Linked DNA regions of Mus musculus: region 1 is linked to region 2. A link is a loop called in an ENCODE intact Hi-C map of the cell type or tissue named here. Cell type or tissue: left cerebral cortex. All regions are shown on one strand. Links, peaks and the distances in the headings refer to the core of each region. The heading gives the core; the rest is flanking DNA.

The links. Peaks named below come from ENCODE experiments on the same cell type or tissue, not always from the same donor. Only the 100,000 strongest peaks of a DNase experiment are listed, where the experiment ranks them.
Region 1: it touches region 2 in a loop (2.1-fold over the local background); 2 of 42 quality-filtered maps call a loop at or near these places.

What each region holds. Positions count from the first base shown.
Region 1 is chr11:104,288,476-104,291,386 of GRCm38, forward strand. Mapt (microtubule-associated protein tau) reads left to right here. Exons shown (of 12, transcript NM_001038609.2): 4 at 1,433-1,519. Among named protein-coding and RNA genes, the nearest start is that of Mapt, 58 kb to the left of the region's middle. In left cerebral cortex, for the core only: a CTCF peak has its summit at 1,455; DNase peaks (open chromatin) are centred at 639, 1,008 and 1,425; H3K27ac peaks cover 1,701 bases.
Region 2 is chr11:103,986,117-103,989,027 of GRCm38, forward strand. No RefSeq gene overlaps it. Among named protein-coding and RNA genes, the nearest start is that of Arf2, 21 kb to the left of the region's middle. In left cerebral cortex, for the core only: a CTCF peak has its summit at 1,492 (motif pointing right); a DNase peak (open chromatin) is centred at 1,503.

The sequences.
Region 1 (2,911 bases), core at 141-2,640, 300 kb after region 2:
CAGTCACCAAAAGGACCCCGAAGAAGCCAATGTGTTGCCAAAACTAAATCAAGAGTTTTCTATTATAAGCTCCTCCTGGATGTTTTCATTTTCATTCACTGGCCAGAACTGGCTCTCTGGCCACCGTGGGCTGCATGGCTGTCCCCACCTTGCTTTTGGATCCATTGAGTAGAAGAAATCAAGGAAAAGGGACATGGAGAATGGCTTTTAACTAATCGTCCATAGCTCCTCCAGCCTTCCAAGGAGGTTGGAGCTTCCACTCTGAGCCCTTTCTGCATCCCTGAACATGGCTTGGGCGTTCTGTTACAGAAAGAGAATTTGGCCAGGCCCTCTCCCGCAGCATCTGCCTTTGGATAAATCCAGAACATAGCTGTCAAGCTCCTGCCAATTGTTCGGCATGCTGGCCCATCCCCGGAGGATGCAGGTGGCATGGCCCTTAGCCTGGTGACAACCTCCTGGCTAGATTTCCTTTGCCCTTCTGAAAACCAGCGATGCAAGACACTTCCTGCTCATCCTGTTAGAACAGGTCTGCAAGCTGTCTGCCACCCTGAGAAAGCCTTGGAGCCAAAGCTGGGGCAGGCTTCCCAAACGTGGCTTTCACTGCTCTGTCACCATTGTCCAGGAAGAAACAACCCACTCATGCAGTCTGGACCTGTACATGCGTGGGCCCCCACATGCCTCACTCACCCTCAGGGAGGGAGGCAGCTGGGGCTGAGCTCAGCGAGCTGTTTTATCTGCACCAGACAGGATCATAAGGAAAATAGCCTTTGTGGACTAGCTGTGTGGAATTCTGGGAATCCCTTGAAACCGGCCACTCCTTGGGTGTGCCTCGCATACCTAGTAGAGAGGCTGGGGGTTCGGGAGGAGCTAAAGTGCTTGCTTTGAAAAGATGCCCCCAGGTCCTGGTCTGGGATCTCTTATCTCTTGCATCATCGAGGAAACTGGATCTGGCCTGGTTATTGCCACATAAGGAACTCTGGTGCCTTTTAATGAGATGTGAGGAGGTTGGGGGCAGGGAATTAGAAGTGGTAGAAGTTTTAAAGGTCACCTACAGATGGCACTCTTGTTCTACACTTGTGGAAACAAAGGCTAGGGTGACAAAAGGCTTACTCAAAGCCCCACAGGAAAGCGGCTCAGTCTATTTCTCAGCTTCCTCATATTGCCTGATGAGTCCCAGCTGCGGGGCCCCTGCATTGCAGTGAGGATCACACAGCTGACCCCCAGGAGTCAGGCTGTGTCCCTCGTCATCCTTACATGACCCCTGTAGGCTTTCCAGGCAGGGGGTCCTCCTGTTAGTGTGCTTCCTGGGGAGATGGGCAGGAAGGAGGACTGTGGCCCTGCTTTGAGCTGGCTTTTCTTGCATGTGGCTGGCAGGCCCCACTCCTTGCACTGCCCCTGCATAAGCAGAGGGGTGACTGTTGGTGGTTTCCAGACGTGACTGCGCCCCTAGTGGATGAGAGAGCTCCCGACAAGCAGGCCGCTGCCCAGCCCCACACGGAGATCCCAGAAGGAATTACAGGTGAGGGTGAGCCCCGGAGCTGCCTTGGACAGGTCACCCTCATAGTCGGGTGCAGCAGATGAGTAAGCCGCTCTGGCTTCTGGGGCTCCTGGCTATTTAGCAGTGGCGGCCTTGGAGTCTGACTGCCTCCCACAAGGCTACAGAGTCCTCTGATTCCTGCTGGCCCCCACCTCAGTCAGTGTGCCTATTAGAAAGGTTCTCAACAGAGTTCTCTGGGGAAGGTTTCCTGCCTTCTTCACATTTTCTCCAGGCCCAGCAATAGTAAGTAGCAGGTCACCTTTAGGGGACAGTTTACTCCCAGGAGCACCAAGCAGGCTACATCGACTACATAACTGAATCCTTCTGATGGTCTAATGGGATGGTGCTGTTGTTCGGAAATGTGACCTCACGTCCATCTTTCGGGTTCGGTCTATGTAGTCTGCTCTACCAATGTGGGTGACAAGGAATTAGGCAGCGAAGCAGCAAAAAGAATCCTGGGCTCGGACGCTCAGTCCTTCGTAAGTCATCCTGCAGGGACGGAGGGCTAGGCAAGAAATCATCATAGCCCAGAGCCTGGTACCTTCCCTTTGTGCTGTCCTCCATGGCCTCAGGGAGAACTCCAGCAGTTAGCAGGATGAACCCAAGTTGCCCAGTTAGCTACCGAGACATGCCTGATCTCACCGTGGCAGAGATGGGAAGACCCCTTGCTGAGGAGTGCCTCTCTGCAACTATGCCAGTCACTCCTCCTCCTTACAGTGATCCAATGTCTGACTAAGGCAACTCTAGGGTCTGTTAGGGCTCGTCGTGGTTTTAGGGGATAGACTCCATGTGACAGGTGGCGGCACGGTGGCGGTCACACTGCATCTGCAGTTAGGAAGCAGACAGCAGCGAATGCTGGTGCTTAGCTGGCTTTCTCCTTTTTCCCCAGGACCCCAGCCCATGGGATGGTGACACCCATATTCAGGGTAGGTTTTCCCTGCTCAGTTAAACCTTTCTGTGAATACCCCCGGAAGATGCGCCCAGGGGTGTGTCTCCTAGGTGGTTCCAAGTCTAGCAAGTTGACAATGAAGAGTGAGCACCCTAGGAGCCTATAGCCAGCCTTCTCTCGCACACCCATGGAGAATGCCCACTACAGAGCCACCCCGGCTTTCAAAATGTGTTTCTGCTTTGCAAAGTGATTGACTGGCAGTAGTGGCTTCTGAGACAGAAGGGGTTAGATGTTCTTAAATCCTGGCCAGGCCTCAGCCTTGCTCATGAAGGATGCTTGAAGGTCACAGACACCTTACGGGGGTGAAGTCATGGGTCATATGATACTTTTTGTCTCTGGCTATTCTTTCAAAGGTTTTTTGTTTTTGTTTTTTTTTTTAGATTCATTTATTTTATGTATGTGAGTACACTGTCACCGACTTCAGA
Region 2 (2,911 bases), core at 204-2,703:
CTACTGAATGATCTAGAAGCACCAAGGCTGTGTCACATGCAGGTGACCATGGACTTTACCACAGTAGGAAGGGAAAGGTTGCTACTACAATGTGACACCAGGCATGAAAGGGCTGTGGTTTCCCATTCAGAAGGGAAGAGCTCAGGCTAGGACAGAGAACACAGAGCTCTGCCACATACTAGCAGATCCTCACTCCCCTGTCCTAGAAATGCTCTCAAGGCTTCTCAGGGGCACGGGCCTTTGTGAATGTCAAGAGTATGGGATGCTAAGCATGGCTGGGCCTGAGAGTTACCAGTATAGTGCAGAGCTTATAATTGACGTGTTAAACACCATGCCTCAGTGATTGAGACTATTTCCACAGTGTTAGGACAGGAAGAGTATGTGGTCCATTTTAAAGTAGGTTTCTCATGTGACTAAAGTGACCTAGGTTCCTTGGCAGGCATCAGGTAGACATTGTCATGCAGTACGTGGAAGCCCCGGTGATAGGCTATGAGAGAGGCTTCTAAGTAGTGATTAGTACATTCATGGATGTGGGCATCCATACTGTGGTTTTTGAGAGCTTTTTCTTGTTTAAGTTTTATGACTTTGGGTGCTTTGACTGCATGTATGACCATTTACTGCTCGTGTGTACATGGTCATACATGTCTAGTACCTTCAGAGGCCAGAGGATTTCCTGGAACTGAAGTTACAGATAGTTGTTAGCTACCATGTGGGTTCTGAGAATTGAACCTGGTTCCTCTCGAAGAGTAGCCAGTGCTATTAACCACTGAGTGGTCCCTCTAGCCTGAGAGTCTTTTTTTTTATAGGAAAGACGATGTCAGGGCAGGAGAGATGGCTCAGCATTTTAGAGCACTGGTTGCTTTTCCAAAGGACTTGAGTTTGATTTCCAGCATACAACTGTCTCTGACTCCAGTCTTAGGGGACCTGGCACCCATTTCTGGTTTCTGAGGGCACTAGGTATACACACGGTACAGACATACTTGCAAACAAAGTACCCATACACATTTTTTAAAAATATTTATTTATTTATTATATGTAATTACACTGTAGCTGTCTTCAGACACTCCAGAAGAGGGCATCAGATCTCATACGGATGGTTGTGAGCCACCATGTGGTTGCTGGGACTTGAACTCAGGACCTTTGGAAGAGCAGTTGGCGCTCTTAACCGCTGAGCCATCTCACCAGCCCCCCCCCCCTTTTTTTTTTTTTTTTTAAAAAAAGGTCTTTCAGCAATCACTGCCCAGCATCGCCTAGCCCCCGGAAGCCTGCCTGCTCCCAGTCTTCCATCCCATACCCTCTAGCTCACTGTCCAAGTCTCTGGAGATTTGGTGAAGCATCATACTGTGAACTTCCCTCATTTTTCTCATTCACACCGTTGTCATCTTCTCTAGTGTGTGGCATGGGATGCCCCGTCTAAAAGGATTTCCTGGAGACACAGTTAGACGTACAGCCAGCGCAAGCTTGTTTTTTACCCATTACCACTAGGTGGCGCTGCTGCTTCACCCCAGTTCCTCTAACAGCTCTGTCTGAATGAGCTCTGGGCTTTCCAAGAAGGGAGGGAATCTATAGCTCTTTGCAGGTGGAAAGGCCTGGGTACTAGGAGTGATCCAGTAAACTGGAGTGCCTGGAAGAGAAGGGTGAAGCAGGCATCAGAGCGGAGAACATTAAGCGCGGTAACCATGAAGTCAGAATCCTCTTCCCCAGTGGGGCACATGAACGGCTTCTGCATTACAAAGGCGTCTCAAGTATAAAAAGATAAAGTGACCCCTGCACTGTGGAGAACCGCTGAGAGTTCCAGGCCACCTAGGCTGCATAGCAAGAGGAAAGGGGAGAGAGAGAGAGAGAGAGAGAGAGAGAGAGAGAGAGAGAGAGAGAGGAGAAAGGGAGGGCCAGTGAGATGACTTGGGAAGAGTGTTTGCAGGTGAGGCAGCCTGAGTGCCACTCCTCCCAGAACACTTATGTGCTGGACAGAAAAAAACCTGCAAGTTCTCTGGTTTGCATGTGTACCATGGCATGCCCATGCTCACTTACATAGACATACAGTGTAAAGCAATGACAGAGTTAACGTGACTTGCTGGAACCCCAGACACGGTACACAGCGCTGCTCTGGATTCCATGGAAGACCAAGCAGCTGTCCCCAGGCCAGCCGGGAGGCGAGAAGGACATGGAAAACCATAAACACTCAGAAAATGTGGCTGTGTTAATACTTACACAATATCCAGTTGTCCATTTAACGAGTGGGTTGTATGGTGTGGAAGTTATACCTCAGTAAAGTATGAAGTGACCAGTCACGAGCCCAACAGGGATGAGGGTGCCTGTGGTGAAACAAGAATTTGTTCTGAGTTGGCCACAGTTGTGAGGCGAGAGTGCAGCCAGGCCTCTGCTCTAATCTTAGTGTTGGGGAACCCAGGGCTTCTCAAAGCGAGTCACTCCAGCTGGGATGGTGTGCTCGAATCAGGCGAACTCCATCATTCTAGCCTATGTTCGTAGTCAAGAAAACTCCTGTTGCCTTGCAGCACACCAGTGAGCTCAATGACAGCCATTGTTTCTCTCAAGTCATTCCACCCCAGGGAGAAATCCCGAGTGTTTTTCACAGTGTGAGAGTTCTAGATGCCCGTTTTCTACTTGCTGGGGCTTGTCAACATTCTAAAATACAGGGGAATTTAAGATATATATCCAGCTGTAATTGGATGCTAGACCCAAGACACTGGATTTAAATTCTTGTTCCATCACAGGCCAGCTGTGTGACCATGGTTAAAAATACCTACTTCTGAGAACTGAGGACATCTGAGTTACTGGGCGGGGGGGGGGGGGGGGGGGAGTGTGTAGTAATGCTCACTGTCTCCCTGTGTAATCTTTTGGGGGGCTCAGATTGGCTTGGTAGTGGCTAAACAAATAAAATGATAGCCTC